Regions from separate parts of the Homo sapiens genome. Here region 2 is linked to region 1. The links are chromatin loops, found by intact Hi-C in ENCODE. Cell type or tissue: heart right ventricle. All regions are shown on one strand. Each heading gives the region's core, and the rest is flanking DNA. Links, peaks and the distances in the headings are about the cores only. Region 1 overlaps PLA2G2E (phospholipase A2 group IIE). Region 2 has its middle 12 kb from the start of PLA2G2A.

Region 1 (8,000 bases), core at 1-8,000:
ACCAGGCACCCAGGCCAGAGAAGCCCGTACCCCATCAGTGCAGCCCTCAGCCCCAGGTATCTCCCTACCCACAGACACCTCCCAGCTCCAGCCTCTGGAAAGAGGAGCAGAGGGGTCTGAGCTGAGCCAGGGCCCAGAGGAGCTGGACTCAGGCACCCTCCCAAGGCCTCAACAGGAGCTAAAGGTGAAGTCCTTCGGACAGAACGAGCTGGGGCTTTGACTGGGGACAGCAGATGCTGTTTCCAAAGGCTGACTCCTCAATGGGACTGTCAGGCTGGACCCATTTGCTCAGCTGTGCCATGTCCAGTGCCCATTTGGACCAATTAGCTTTCCTTCAGTCCCAGGCCCAGGCAAGCAGCCTCAACCAAGTGAGACTGTCGAGGGACCCCACATGAGAGAGCCAAGCTCTCTCCCTGCCACAAAGCCAGGAGCAGCCTGAAAGAAGGGCAGGGCCTGGTGGGCGGATGCTGCAGCGCGGAAGGATTCGGGAGGTCGCGGCAGACTCAGGTCTCTAAATTCTGTCCTGGCGGCGGGGCAGAGCTGGCTCCATTTCCTCTGCCGCCAACCACTCGGCAGGGCAATGTGCCAGGTACTGAGTCTCTGTCGCTGGGAGTCCATGCAAGGCAGAAGCAGCCACCTGCCAGGATCAGGGCTGAGGGGAGGAGGCAGGTGGGTGGAGACACAAGCTCTGGATTCTACCCAGGGCGTCACCTTCCACCTGCCTGTGACTTTGGACAAGTGATGTAATCCCTGGAAAGCCTCTGTTTCCTCACCTAGAAAACGGAGAGGCTTATACCCACTTCCCCAGCTCAGCCCAGCTCCTGGAAAAAGCCCCCCAAAAGAGGCTGACCGGCTCGGCGTTAAGAGTCCCTTCCAACCCTGGGTGTTGCTGACATAGCGGGCGTGGGCAGAGCCCTGACGGGAGACGAAGGCTCAACTTCAAGAGGGGAAATGAGGCACCTGGCCTGAGCTGTGAGATACAGTCATGGGGACAAAAGGGAGCCAGGGCCACTGCAGGCAGAGGTGACAGAGGCAGCTGCAGTGGAGACAGGAGGAGCCTTCTGGGCCCCTACAGAGCTGATGCCAGCTGGCTCTAGGAAGGACAGGTCAGGGTAGAAGTCTGACTCCCAGGCTGGGTATGGGCAGAAAACTGGGCTCTGTCCACTCTGATGAGGACAGGCAGAGGGCCCTGAGCAGCCTCCAGCTTTGGTCCCAGTGGCTTCCAGCCTAGGCCCACGCCACTCTGGGGCACACATAGCCATCAGATTGAGTTGCTGTCATTTCGTAGCTGTCCTCTCTGCTTGATGGCCACAATCCGCCATCAGCAACGCATCACACAGGGGTGCAGGGGTTGCCTAGAAATCCCCCTGGTCGGGGGCAGTGAGAGTTAGGGAACCACGTGGTGTCCCTAAGGCCGGAGAGAGCTAAGGGCAGTCAGCGTGGGCTTGGGAGAGCAGGGAGGGACAGCGAGGGCAAGCTTCCAGCTTCCCTGGTGTCCTGAGCCACAGTGCGCCCCGCCCTTGTCTCTTGTCTCACCCATCCGTGAAACAACCCGGGAGCTTGGGCTTCCATCAGAATGGAGTTGGTCCAGGTCAAGAACGTGGACCCAGAAGCAGCCAAGAGCTGTCCCACACATATCCTGAGCTTCTGTGGTCCCTGACTCACTTTGTCCCATCCAGCCGGCAGGACCACCTGCCAGCGGCTGACCTGCGAGTGTGACAAGAGGGCTGCCCTCTGCTTTCGCCGCAACCTGGGCACCTACAACCGCAAATATGCCCATTATCCCAACAAGCTGTGCACCGGGCCCACCCCGCCCTGCTGAGGCTATGCTCGGCCTCCCCCCCGTCCCTGGAGGTCCCGCCTCGGGCTGCTGTAGTCCCAGGCCTGGGGAACATTGGCACCAAAGGCCCTCCCTTTGGAAAATTCCTTTCCTGCAAACTCATCCCTCCTTGAGAGCTCAGAGATATGTCCTGGACCATCACTAGCCTCCCAGGCTACCCCTTCTCTGTAGAAAGAACCCTGCCCCAGGAGCCATGGACCCTTCAGCACCCAGAAGACTGTCACTAGCTTCTGGGATCTCAGCTCCCTCTTCTGAATAAGTGAATAATGTTTTCCCATAATTCTAATGTTCTTTGAGTCTCAAATTCTGTCAATCATTCTAGGATTTAATTCACTAGAGTTTCATTCATACATTAATTTTCTGATCACCTACCTTGTGCTGACAGCATGCACTGGAATCAGTGGGAACAAGTCTGACATGGGTGGCCCTGCCTGCAATTCCAGCATTAAATTCTTTTAATTTTCCATGACAGTAAGTTTCTGTGGCTCTCTTTTTCTTTTTCTTTTTCTATTTTTTTTTTTTTTTTTTTTTTTTGAGACAGAGTCTCGCTCTGTCGCCCAGGCTGGAGTGCAGTGTCGCGATCTCGGCTCACTGTAAGCTCCGCCTCCCGGGTTCACGCCATTCTCCTGCCTCGGCCTCCCGAGTAGCTGGGACTACAGGCGCCCGACACCACACCCGGCTAATTTTTTTATATTTTTAGTAGAGACGGGGTTTAACCGTGTTAGCCAGGATGGTCTCGATCTCCTGACCTCGTGGTCTGCCCGCCTCGGCCTCCCAAGGTGCTGGGATTACAGGCGTGAGCCACCGTGCCCGGCCCTGTGACTCTCTTTTTCTAACATTCTACAATCTTATCAAAGATAATGCAATCTCTGGAAGGAATATTTCTGGCCATATGGCTTAATGTGAAAAGCACGAAAAATACCAACCTAAAAATATTGTCCCCACTGTGTCATCAGGCCTCAAATCCCCAACACTGGCAAAGATTGGTTAAGAGTGAGAAGCAGCTCTAGATGGTCTTATCCACACCCCTTCTTTGATGGGCCCCTGGGGGCCAGAGAGGGGATGTTCTACCCGAGGGGGTGTCCCCACTCCCTGGCCCTTCATTTCTTCATGAAGTTGTCATCAGCCACCCACGCTCTGGTATGGCCACGTTAACCAGGCCTGCTGGTTGTAATCTTGGAAAGACCAGAGTGCCCAGGGCCGTTCAGCTGTGAGGACACAGGAAGAGGAGGAGGAAAGGGTTCAGCATCCAGGGCTGACTCCAACCTCCCGATTCTGAAGCCATGAAGAATGTAATGCACTCAAGGATTCCCACCAGGAGGAATGCAGCCTATTCTGGAAGCAATCTATTTCAGCAGATGTTACTTCTAAAGATAGAATTATCTATTATATGCTGATGAAATCTTACAGGACTGGGATTCGCCTGCTCAATGACAGAGCACCTGCCAATGCATTGCACAGGGCAAAGCTCACAGTTGGACACTCAACAAATGACCACTCCCTTCACCCTTCTCAGGGCCTGTGCACAGCATTCAGGACCTTGAGGGCAGGGAGGAGAGCAAAAAAAAATCAAAGGAAGAGCCAGTCATGGTGGCTCACACCTGTAATCCCAGCACTTTGGGAGGCCAAGGCGGGCAGATCACCTGAGGTCGGGAGTTCGAGACCAGCCTGACCAACATGGAGACACCCAGTCTTTACTAAAAATACAAAATTAGCCGGGCATGGTGGTGCAGGCCTGTAATCTCACCTACTCAGGAGGCTGAAGCAGGAGAATCGTTGAACCTAGGAGATGGAGGTTGCGGTGAGCCAAGATCATGCCATTGCACTCCACCCTGGGCAACAAGAGTAGAAACTCCATCTCAAAAAAAAAAAAAAAAAAATCAAAGGGATGTATCGCTGTGACCTTTAAAAGGTGAAGAAGCTCTGTGCTAGCAAAAGGAAGGAGGAGAAGAAAGGGAGGACAGGCGTGTGTACTTTGCTGTTGTAACTGACTCAAATCCTCAGCCAAGTATCACCAGAAGACCATGTCTTAAAGCAAAAACGGCCTGTGTGGGGGAAGAATGCAAACCTCCTTTGCAGGAAAAGTGGTCCTGAGGCGCCCTCTGGTGTCCATTTCATTCAGGCCACTAGGGAGAAACCTGCGCTTGGCTTAAACCTCGATTTCTCTTCCTCAGGTGGGCAAAGTGTGCTTCTGGGCTAGTGAAATTGGTCCCCTCACATTTTCATAAATAAATATACTGAGAAAATGCCAAAGAAGGCCATACAACCATCTGAGGATGATGGCCACTGCAGAAACAGAAAACACAGGGAGAAGGAGCTGATGGGGCAGATTAGAGAGAGGTGACACCTGGGCATGATGGATTTAAGGTACCAATGGGACACCTACCTGATGATCTTAACAGTTGTATAACTGTCCGACGAAACAAACATTGAAACTTAGGAGCAAGATTCCAGCGCAGCCTGCTGTGACCCCTGCTACTCACCCACCCCCACCCACCAAAACCAAGCTGTCTTTTGGCCACAGACCAGCCTTTACTCTTTGCTTTCCCAGGGCTCGATAAATGTTTTGGGTTTTTTGTTTTGTTTTGTTTTTTTGAGACGGAGTCTCGCTCTGTCGCCCAGGATGGAGTGCAGTGGCACGATCTCGGCTCACTGCAAGCTCCGCCTCCCGGGTTCACGCCATTCTCCTGCCTCAGCCTCCCCAGTAGCTGGGACTACAGGCGCCCGCCAACATGCCTGGCTAATTTTTTGTATTTTTAGTAGAGACGGGGTTTCACCGTGTTAGTCAGGATGGTCTCGATCTCCTGACCTCGTGATCCGCCTACCTCGGCCTCCCAAAGTGCTGGGATTACAGGCGTGAGCCACCGCGCCTGGCCAATAAATGTTTGATGACGGGATCAAGGGGCCTGCTTAAATCCTGTTTGCCTATGTGTGCGTATCTAGAGAACCCTTGATACCCAGCAGCAGACTTGCAAAAGAGACTGAAAAAAAGGAAGGGAGAAGCCTGAACTTGAACTGGGAGGTTCCAGGTAGAGCGCTTTGTTCTGCCGCTTTAGCAGCAGTGGCTCTGCTTAGACCTTTGCTATTCAACGTGGTCCATGGGCAGGGGCAGCCGCAGAAGCAGCAGCAGGGATCCTGTTCAAAATGCAGAATCTTGGACCTGACCCCAGACCTGCTGAATCAGAATCTGTAAGTTAACAAGCCCCCCTGATGATTCGTGTGCACATTAAAATCTAAGTGCTGATAAATGGAGTCTCAGTCTCTGCATTTGTCAAATGGAAGTATGACATTTCCCCAGCAGGCTGGTTATGGCAAAGTTTGAGATAACATGCATGAAAATGTACAAATAATGGCTAGCACTGAAAAATCACTCGTGTTCTAGGAATGAATGAATGGATAGTCATTAACAATAGCTAACACTTGCTGTGCACTAGGCATTTGCCAGGCACTGTTGTAAGTGCTTTATGTGTGCTAATTCATTGGATGAGTAAAGTAGGCAACGGGACTGTGTCAAAGCTGGGGAGGGGACATTCTTACCTAAATGTTTCATAGTTTGCCTCTCCAATTTTGATGAGAGGATTTGGATTGGTTTTGCTTTTGTTCCTATTTAGCACCTAACAAAAGCTATGCATGAAGTGCAAAGGTAAAGACCTTCCTCAATTAGTGACCAGAAATCACAGTGGAATTCCCAAGTTCAATGAGGAGTCTGATTAGGATTTCCTGGACATGCATCTGCTTCACTGGGGTTCTTTGCAATGTCACCACCAGAGAACTGAATACTAAAGTTAATTCTTTCCTTCAATAAGTTTTATGCAAATTATGCTTCTGGTCTTTTCCTGGATGCTGGAGATAGACACGAATCAGACAGAGTCAACCAGCAGACAGAAAACAGCAATAATTCTACACTAGCAAGTAATGTGACACCCCTAACAAGAGAGTATCAGGACTAATGGTTCTTAAACCCTCCATCCTTCATCACATCTCCATCCTGTCCACTGATGCCAGCTTCATTTTCCCAGAGCCTGATTTTCATCATGTCACTCCTCTGCTCCTGAACCATCAGTGACTCCCCATTGTCCACCAGCCCCTGGTATTCCAGGCTTGGTGTCATCTGCTTTTCCAGCCTCTTATGCAGCAATATCTATTTACTAAGCTCCTCTGCTGTCCTGCCTTCATATCCTTGTGCAGTAGCTTCTCTCAACCTAAAAGCCTCCCTTGCCCACAGGCACATCACCACGCTAAAATCCATGGGCTTAAAGTGAATCCCAAATGTCGTCTCTTCCTTTATATTCAGAGACAGGGTCTCCCTCTTGCCCAGGTTGGACTGCAGTGGCACGATCATAGTTCACTGCAGCCTTAACCTCCTCGACTCAAGCAAGCCTCCCACCTTAGCCTCCCACGTAGCTGGGACAACAGGTGTGTGCCATCAATTCTGGCTAACTTACTTATTTTTGGTAGAGACCGGGTCTCGCTATGTTGCCAGGCTGGTCTCAAACTCCTGGCCTCAAGCAATCCTCCTGCCTCAGCCTCCCAAACTGTTGGGATTACAGGGATAAGCCACCCTGCCCAGTCCCAAATGTCACCTTTTCTATGATGCTGTTTCAATTGGAGCGGATTTCACCCTCCTTGAACTGCCAAGCTGTGTTTATACCTTTCCTAGAACTGCTTATCCCGTTATTTGGGTCCTTGCATGGTGGCGGCAGACTGCTCTGGGTTCAAATCCTGTCTCTGCTACTAAGCTGTGATCTTGGGACAATTATTTATTCCTGAATAGAACCATCAGCCTCACAGGGTGGTTTTCAAGTTCAAATGAGACCATGTATCCAAAGTGTCCGGGGCATGCTAGCTGCTCCATCTACGCTTGGCCACCTTCTGTATTTTTGCTCTCCAATTGCAAATGTCACACAGTAGATGCTAAACAGGTACCTGTTCAATTGAATTCTGCGCTAATGTCCCCCAAAGGCAGAGATAGATGGTGCAGCATTTTTCCAGGCAGGCGCTACCTGTAACATTGCCAGGTTAGAATGCACACACAGGCCAACTCCAGACACTAAAAAGCCGTCAGGCAGATCTTTGTTGTTTTGGGGTTTTGAGACAGGGTCTCACCCTGTCACCCAGGCTGGAGTGTTGTGGTGTGATAAAGCTCACTGCAGCCTAATACTCCTGAGCTCAAGTGATCCTCCTGCCTCAGCCTCCTGAGTAGGAGGGACTACAGACAGGCACCCAGCCCCAAACCCCAGTAATTTTGTGTGTGCATGCATAGAGACGGGATCTCGCTAGATTGACCAAACTGGTCTTGAACTCCTGAGTGTGAGCAAGCCTCCTGCCCCAGCCTCCCAAAGTGCAGGGATTACAGATGTCAGCCACTGCACCCAGGCCTGATCTTGAGAATCCATTCAGCAAGCACAGCACTACTCTTCCAGTAGTGAAAGGCACATGAGAGGTGTTTCAAGAAGTTCCCAGTCTTTCTCCAAACTGATTATACATCCATAATAAGCTCTGTCCTAAACACTGGAGCATACCCATCCCACTCCTAGGTTTTGCTTGCGCTGGCCATTCAGTCCAACATGTCTTCGCTCCCTATTTCTGTATCCTGTCTCCCCTTTCGTGCCTCGTCCAAATCTCACTTCCTCCACCAAGCCTTCCCGAATTCTCTGAACTCACAGCCCTCTCATCAGTACCTCCTTTATGGCATGTGCTCTCTCCTGGGTCAGTGACGTGTCCACTTTCATTCCCGGACTGGAGGCTTTTTGAAGGCAGGATCCATGACTGTTTCAATGCCCAGAAATAAGGACCCATACAGAGTAGAGGTTCACTAGATGTCAGATGGATTCTTGGATGTTTAGATGAATAAATTGAACAGAAACAATCCTCTGGGGATACCCAAGTCCTTCTACCATAGGGAGGTTCAGACAAGTTTCTCCAAGAAGATAGGAAATGTTTCCTTCTGCCAAGCCAGAATCTGTGAAGTGACAGGACTGGCCTCAAGCCTTTGCAACCAAGTTCTAAATCTCTGCATCTCAATGGTCTGAGAGTGCCCATTCCATCAGCAAAAACCATTCTGTCCAGCCAAAACCATATTGGAGCAGAGCTTTTTATGAACTGTGTCTCAAGACACACACTCTTGTTTCTGTGCATTGGAGGAAGGGAAAGGCCAGAA
Region 2 (8,806 bases), core at 1-8,000, 50 kb before region 1:
AGGTTGGGACCATATTACTCCTCAGTGATTCCTCTTTAGCTTCTAAACAGAGGCGGTGAAAAGCTGCTTGAAATAAAGCCTTAGTCAAATGCTTGCCAGGGGCTTTACCTCCATCTTGATCTACGGAAAAGAAAGATCTAGGAAAAGAGTATACATCTCTCCCTCCAGTAAAGACTTTGCATTTCTGGGTATTTATCTAAGAATATTTTCAACATGAGTCTTTGTGTGCAAAATTTTGAAGGCCTTTTATTCCTGAAAGCATTTTTTACAACCTCACATTGAATAACAATTTCGAAAGATATAATATCCTTGGTTCATTTTTTTTCCATTCTTCCTTATTACCTTAGAAGCATTCCTCCATTTCTTCCAATCCCATTCCAATATTGCTAATAAGAAGTCTGATATTAACCTGACTCATCATCTTTGATTGGATATTTGCTCTTTCCCTCTGGAAGCCTGTAGAATTTCTCTTTGTCTTTGATGTTCTTAATTTTCACTGCAATGTGTCTAGTTGACAGTTTTTCTTTATCTGGCCTTTTTGTACTCTGAAGTCCTTTCACTTGTCTTTAATGATAGGAATTTTATATTCATTATTTCATTGAACATTTCCTTCCTTCTCTTTTTCCTGTCTCTTTCTGGGACTTTTACTATCTGGAAGTTAGTACATCTGTACTCCATATCTCTTTGGATTTTTTTAAGAGATAGAGTCTCCCACCCAGCGTGGTGGCTCATGCCTGTAATCCCAGCACTTTGGGAGGCTGAGGGGGGTGGATCACCTGAGATGGGGAGTTCAAGACCAGCCTAACCAACATGGCAAAACCCCGTCTCTACTAAAAATACAAAATTAGCTGGATGTGGTGGCCTATGCCTATAATCCCAGCTACTCAGGAGACTGAGGCAGGAGAATCGCTTGAACCCGTGAGGCGGAGGTTGCAGCGAGCCGAGATCGTGCCATTGCACTCCAGCCTGGGCAACAAGAGCAAAACTCCATCTCAAAAAAAAACAAAAAACAAAAACAACAAAAAAAAAGAGATAGAGTCTCCCTATGTTGCCCAGGCTGGAGTGCCGCAGCTATTCACAGGTGTGATCCCACTACTGATTAGCACCGGGAGTTTCGACCTGCTCCATTTCCAACCTTGGCCAGTTCACCCCTCTTTATGCCACTTGGTGGTCTCCCACTCCCGCGAAGTCATCATATTGATGCCCAACTTAGTGCGGAACACCCGATCTGCACAGCGCATTATAGCCCAAAACTCCTGGGCTCAAGCAATGCTCCTGCATCAGCCTCCCAAGTGGCTGGGACTACAGGCACACACCACTGCATCTGGTTTGAATTTTCCTTGCTATTTTCTCTATTTTCTTTTTATTCTTTTTCCCTAAGAAGACATCTCAATCTAAGCTTCTAACTCTATCTGTGACATTCTTCAGCTAGCTATTCCATTTCAATGATTATACTCTTCCTAAGTAACTTTTATACTTGGGATTTTTTTAAATAATGATTTGTTCTTGCCTGATATTGCTAACATCTTCCCTTATCTACATAAGTATGTTTAACACGCATATTTTAGTTTCTTGCTCATCCACTCTGGCAATTCTGTTTTAGATGGTATGTGTTGACAAGTACATTTCATCTTTCTAGTGGGTGTAGTCTGGGTGTCTCAAGATAAACTTGGGGAAGGGGAAGGGGATGAGTCCAAGATATGATGATTCTCATTTGCTGCCACCCCAGGCAGGTGCTCCTGCTGACAGGGTTTCATCATTGAACATCTGGGAAGCAGCAGCCCTGGCAGGAAGCAGCACTCCAAAGCTGTTACCGGCCCTCCCTGAGATGGGGCAGGGCGGAAGGGGGAACAGTGCAGGATGAGATGAGGGAATGAATGGCTGAGGGCACTTGAGAAGCCTGCATCCATCTGGGTCAATTGCTTACCCAAGCAGGGCTTTGGGACAGCCCTAACATCATCTCTAGGACTTGGGCATTTCAGCTGTTGCTCTAAGATGAAGACGCAAAAGGAGAAAAAGAACAAAACTTAAAGAGCTTCCTCCCAACCTACTTGCTGCTTGCCAAAGCCCACCAATCCACTGCTCCAAGGCACAGCCAACCCCTCTCCCCGAGAACCACACCCAGCAGCCAAGATCAGATTCTAACTTCCTGCAAGACTCTGCAGAGGTTCTTCTGCTATTTCATCATCCAAGATTCTCTCTCAGGCATGTATCTATTAGGCTGGTTTTGGCACAGGGAGCCGGAGCCTATGCTAATTTGCAAACTTGGCAGAAAACAGGGAAATGTATAGCACAATATCTGTGTACCAGTTTAAAAGCCTCCACAGAGAGTCAAACAAACACTAAACATTTTTCAAGAAACCATATATCTAAATAAACATAGGAAGAATAAATTGGTAGTGGAGATGGAAGATCAAGGACTAAAGTGAATAAAATAAAATTGGTACCTTGCAGAAACCAACAATAACAGAGCGTGATGAAGTGAAGCCGTGGTGCACACAGATTAAGGCTTGGTCAGTTATAAAAGCACTTATCCTTTCACTCAGCAAACCACCTCTGGAAATGTACCCTATCAATGCATGATACATAAGCAGTATGTAAGAGACAGCGTGAGAGTGTATCATGTCTCATGTGTGTAAGAGAGAGAGTGAAGACTCAAACCCACAGCTGTCTCCATCTAAGATCTGGTCTTTCCACCTTGACAGTCAGCTGACAGGCCAGCCAGTTGCACCTCTGGGTCCTAGTTTATACCATTGGACCAGAATGAAATACCCATTTCTCAATTATTGCCTTAGCTTGGCTGGATGAATGATGATCACAGATAATCCAAAAATCACTTATATTTCACTTTTGTCCTCAGTTTTAAGATGGAGATAACTAGCACATCCTGCCTAGTTACTAGGGAAATCAAGCCAGGTCCATACCAGGTGGCAGAGAGATGGTTCTTTGAGAGCAAATGTCTTCTGTAGATGATGGAATAGGAGACTAACCAAGTCAATGAATGAGTGAATGGTAGACTAGAAACCAAGCCTGGTTCACTTTTAGCCCCAGGACTGGCCTAGGGCACAGCAGGATGCTGAGATTGTGAGGTTAAAAGAAACTGGTCTGGGCACAGTGGCTCACACCTGTAATCCCAGCACTTTGGGAGGCCAAGGCAGATGGATCACGAGGTCAGGATCCTGGCCTGGCCAATATGGTGAAACCCCATCTCTTACTAAAAATACAAAAATTAGCCAGGTGTGGTGGTGCGCCCCTGTAATCCCAGCTGCTCGGGAGGCTGAGGCAGGAGAATCTCTTGAACCCAGGAGGTGGTGGTTGCAGTGAGCCAAGATCGTGCCACTGCCCTCCAGCCTGGGTGACAGAATGAGACTCAGTCTCCAAAAAAAAAAAAAAAAAAAAAAGAATCTAATAGGCACATCCTACACCCCACAAAGACTACCCCATGAGCCTGTCAGATCCTCCCATGCCCTTCCACTGTGCCTGGTTCCCACACCACTACCTGGGCCCTCTACCATCCTGTGATAGCGCGTGCCCTCACTTCACCCTAGAGTGCAAGGCTGAGGGATCACAGAGTCCTCTTCAACATCTGGTCCAGATGGCCTGAAGGACTTGAATGTAGAAGGGAAGGGAAGGGAAGGAGCTGCAGTCCCTGCTGCTACAGCTGCCTCCACGGTCTTAACAATACGCATCATCCCCTTCCTCTCCACTCATTTCAGATGTCCTTCCCCCTCCATCAGCACTATAGCTTATTTCTTGCTCCTGTAGCAAACATCACCTTCACTCAATAGGATAAACCTAGGCAGGCAACCCAGATAGATTCTGGAAGTGATTCAGGGTCACTTGAGCAAGAAATCCCAGAGTCGCAGACACTCAGATCATGGTTTAGAAGGGAGACCAAGGGCTCCAGCAGGCACATCCCTTGGCCTAGGAGTCCTCACTCTAGGGGAGACGTCCTGGTTCCCAGGCCCAAGGATGGTGCTGCTGCTTGTCTTAGCTCAAGAATGGCTTCCCGGAGAAAGGCTATGTCTTGAGAAAACATGACCTTTTCTGTAGTCACTTTCCACAAGCACATCTTTAGTTTGATTTCCAACTCTTTTATTTGGCCAGCGAGGCGCTGGGCTGTTATTGGTCTCTGAAGACCTTGGAAACCAAAACCCAGACCGTCTGAGCTTCCCACGTGCTGATGAAACCCAACCCAGGGGACTTTTCAAGGGCAAAGCTATGGATGAATTCCATTCCCTGGAGGGAATAAATTACGTCAACCACTTTATGCAGCATGGATGGATGAAAGAACCAGCTGGCCGACCGAGGGATGTTCCCACTCCTCATGTGGGTCATGACCTGGGAGTAACTTTCATCCAAATGAGAGCACGGTGGAGAAAGGCACTCCATAGCCAGGACGGGACAACATGATGACAACAGCAGCAAAAGCATGCCTTGACTACTCCCACTTACTGGAAAATGGACACTGACTTCATGGCAGGTCCTGGGCCAAGCACTTTAAACGTGTCTTCTCATGCAATCCTCTTAACAATTCTATGATAATATTGCTATTCATATCTTCCATTCATTCATTCCACAGGACATCTATTGAGTACATGCAACATTTCTGGCACAGAACCAGGCACTAAGAACACCCCAAAACCCAAACAGGCAAGGCCCCTGCCTCTTGGCACTTACAAGGCACTGACAGGAACAGACGCAGCCAATAAACAAATTTCGAGAGAGAAAAGAGACAGTAATAAGTAATATAAAGAGAATCAAAACAGCAGAATAGGAGAGGGCAGGTGGAAGACAAGGCATGTATTCAGATGGCATGATCAGGAAAGGTGCTGCAGAGATAGCAAAAGGCACTGGAAGCAAGATCACCCATGATATGAAGGAGTCAGCCCTAAGATAATCAAGGAGAAAATTGATCCAGGCAGAGGGAACAGCTAAGGCAAGCATACAGAGGCAGGTCTGAGCCTGACATATTTGAGGACAGAAAGTAGAAAATTGTACTGCAGAACAGAAATAAGAAACCAAAAGAAGGTGCAGTTAGCAGGCAGGAGAGTGTAGAAAATGTGGAAATCTAGGATGTTTAATGCAGCTTGTGTGTGAGATCTCTTCTCAGGCAGATTACAAAAAGACAAAACAAAAAAACCAATTCTAGGAGTCTGGAATAAAATATGTAAATATATGCTCAGCTAGCTGGAAGCTTTGGGAAAGAGAAAGAAAAGGAAGAGAAGGAGGAGGAGGAAACAGGTGCCTCTGGATCAAACCATACCAGAAAGCCTCCAGTCATTTCCGTTACACATGTCAATAAATTTCTTTTATTATTTACACCAATTTGAGTCAGGTCTTCAGTTGCTTAATATTAAAAGTGTCCAGGCCAGCCATGGTGGCTCACTCATGTAATTCCAGCACTTTGGGAGGCTGAGGTGGGTGGATCACCTGAGGTCAGGGGTTCAAGACCAACCTGGCCAACATGGTGAAACCCTGTCTCTACTAAAAATACAAAAATTAGCCGGACGTGATGGTGCACACCTGTAATCCCAACTACTTGGGAGACTGAGGCAGCAGAATCATTTGAACCCAGGAGGTGGAAGTTGCAGTGAGCTGAGATCACACCATTGCACTCAAAGCCTGGGCAACAAGAGCGAAAATCCATCTCAAATAATAATAATAAAAATAAAATAAAATAAAAGTGTCCAAATTGATTTGTATACATTTTTACATTTAATATTTTTCAACCGCCCTGATGAAGTAGCTATTAGTAACTTCCTTGTATAAATGAAAAAACAGAGGTTAGGAAAGATCAAATAATTAACACAAACTCTTACCTAGTTAATGGTAGTTGGGACTTTACCCCAGAGCTCCAAATACTAGCACCTAATTCCAGTGCTACACTACCTCTGTGAAACCCTGAAATCTCAGAATCTTTCCACACCCTACTATCCAAGTGCATGGACAGAAGACAGAGCCAGGAAGTCCCCCACCAGCTAGGAAAAGAGAAGCCGGGCATGGTGGCTCACGCCTGTAATCCCAGCACTTTGGGAGGCCGAGGCGGGCAGATCACAAGGTCAGGAGTTCGAGACCAGCCTGGCCAATATGGTGAAACCCTGTCTCTACTAAAAGTACAAAAATTAGCCTGGTGTGGTGGTGGACACCTGTAGTCCCAGCTACTATGGAGGCTGAGGCAAGAGAAATTGCTTGAACCCAGGAGGCGGAGGTTGCAGTGAGCCAAGATCATGCCAGTGCACTTCAGCCTGGGCGACAGAGCGAGACTCCATCTCAAAAAAAAAAAAAAAAAAAAAAAAAAAAAAAAAAAAAAAAAAGGAAGAGAGAAGAAAGCTTCACTCCCATGGGCTTGAACTTTCAATTTGCAAAAATTTCCAACATGTACAAAGTAACAAAATCACATTGTGAACTCACCTGTATCCATCAACCAGCTTCAACACTTATCAACATTCAGCCTTCTTTTATCATTTACACCTCCAACCACTCTGCACCTCCAATGAATCATCATCATCATCATTACCTTTAGTTCTTTCTTAAAGGTAAAATATATATAGATTGAAAAGCACAAATCACAGCTGAACACGTTTGAGAAACGGATACACCCACATCACCCACATCCCATCACGAGAACATTTCCGTCTCCCAGAAAATTCCCTCACATCCCTTTCCCCTCAACCCCCTCTCTGGATGAATTAGTCGTCTTGCACTACCATAACAAAGTCCCACAGACTGGGGGAGCTTAAACGATAGCGATTTATTTTCTCACAATCCTGGAAACTAGAAAGCTCAGATCAAGCCATTGGCAGGTTGGTCTCTTCTGAGGCCTCTCTCCTTGGCATACAGATGCTGTCTTACCTTGTGTCTTCACATGGTCTTCTCTCTCAGGTGTCCGTGTCCTAACCTCCTCTTGTTTTAAGGACACCAATCATGCTGCATCAGGACCCACCCTAATGACCTCACTTTAACCTAATCACCGCTTTCAAGGGCTGGTCTCCAAACACAGTCAGATTCTGAAGTACTGGAGGTTAGGACTTCAACATACGGATTTTGGGGAATCACAATTCAGCTTATAACATGGAGAAACCATCATTGTGATTATTTTCACCTTAGTTGCCTGTTTTAGAACTTTCTATCAATTGAATCATATATTAGGTGCACTTTTTTTTTTTTGACAAGGTCCCACTCTGTTGCCCAGGTTAGAATGTAGTGGCGTGATCTCCACCTCCCGTATGTGTACTGTTTTACATCTGGCCTCTTCCATTCAGTATAATGATGATGAGATCCATTCATGGTGTTGCACATGTCTGTAATCTGTTCTTCTTTATTGCTGAGTAGCCTTCCATAGCATGCATATGTTACAATTTATTTATTCATTCTCCTGGTAATGAACATTTTTGCTCTTTTCAGTATTGGGATATTTTGAATAAAACTGCTATGACCATTTCTTATACAAGTATCTGTGTGAACATTAAGTTCTCATTTCTCTTGAATAAATACCTAGGACTGGAAATGTTTACTCAATGGATAAGGGTATGTTTAATGTTACAAAGTCAGATCAAACTTCTTTCCAAAGTGCTTGTCCCATTTTACATTCCCACCAGTAAGGTGTGAGAGTTCCAGTTGCTCCACCATCTGTGCTTTACCTTTTAATGCACAATGACCCATCCACCAGGGGAAAAAAAAAGGCTCAATCAGTATCCTCAAGTCCAACCAATCCGAAGTAACTCTTTCTGTGACAACCTTGGACGGCACCACTCAGCTCTCCCTTCAAATGAGAACCTGTTCAAGGAGTGTACTTAGTGGACAGCCCCAAGCCCATGCTCCTTTGGGATCTGCCACAGTACTCATGACAAAGCCATGTTCTCCAGTGCCGTTCCCATGATGGTGATGACAGGGGACTAGAGCCAGGCAATTGTTTCCCAATGGAGGACTCCTCTAATGGGCACTGTTCACATGAGAACTCCCCGTCAGATTGCTGAGACATTCTCAGAGCTGTGCCACAGTTTGAGCCTCTTCCTACCCAATCCTCCTTCCTTTCCTCTCTCCCTTCAGAGGTGTCAGACCTGCTTCCTGATCTGAACACTCTCTCTCCCTACTCCTCCCTGCCTCCTTTATCTTTTAGAGCTGCTTCCCTCCATACATCTCCTGCACTTCGAACTGTATCTCGGCATCTGCTTCCAGAGGATCCAAACTCACACATCATCTCTTGGGGGAAAGCAAGTAGATGAATGGAAAAAGAAGGAAAATCTTTTAGCTCCCTACCCAAGAAGCCTATAGATCTCCACTTTTCACCCTTCCTTTAGTTAACCAAAAAATAAAACACTGAAATAAGTAGGTTACTTGGGACTGTGACAACTGCCAAGACGGAAACAAACAGGATGATGCGGGAAAGGGTAAAGGGAGGAGGGAAGAGCTGCTCTAACTTGGGCGCCATGGAAGGGCTCCCTGGGGAGGTGACATTTCAGCTGGAAACTGAGAGAAGAGAAAAAAGCCATTGTGAAATAACCTTTTAGGCTTTGAGATTGGAACAGACTCATCTCATTCCAGGAGCAGCAAGAAGGCCAGAGTGGCTGGAGTGAAGCGGGCAACAATGAGTTCTCTTCCTGGCTGTCTTGCTCCCCACTGGATCCTGAAACCCCAGAACAGAGCCAGCCATGCAGTAGGTTCTTGAATAAGTATTTGTGAGATAAATAAGTGAATAAGTGAATGAACATGCCCCCTATCCAGAAACGCGTGCACTCGACACGCCTATCACACATTCCCATGCCCTTACACAATTAGCAATGGAGTTGGTTTATTTCAAAGA

Evidence for each region. A loop is a pair of places that touch in the nucleus more often than their neighbours do. Peaks named below come from ENCODE experiments on the same cell type or tissue, not always from the same donor. Only the 100,000 strongest peaks of a DNase experiment are listed, where the experiment ranks them.
Region 2: a loop joins it to region 1, with 2.6 times the contacts of the local background. A loop is called at or near these places in 9 of 110 quality-filtered maps.

What each region holds. Positions count from the first base shown.
Region 1 is chr1:19,914,129-19,922,128 of GRCh38, reverse strand. PLA2G2E (phospholipase A2 group IIE) reads left to right here. Exons shown (of 4, transcript NM_014589.3): 4 at 1,680-2,120. The coding sequence ends at 1,822. Among named protein-coding and RNA genes, the nearest start is that of PLA2G2E, 5.5 kb to the left of the region's middle. RefSeq lists enhancers at 581-1,133, 1,134-1,686. In heart right ventricle, for the core only: a CTCF peak has its summit at 3,944 (motif pointing left); a DNase peak (open chromatin) is centred at 3,938; H3K27ac peaks cover 970 bases.
Region 2 is chr1:19,963,492-19,972,297 of GRCh38, reverse strand. It overlaps the pseudogene RN7SL304P. Among named protein-coding and RNA genes, the nearest start is that of PLA2G2A, 12 kb to the left of the region's middle. In heart right ventricle, for the core only: no CTCF peak of the experiment used is centred there; a DNase peak (open chromatin) is centred at 4,257; H3K27ac peaks cover 3,109 bases; H3K27me3 peaks cover 581 bases.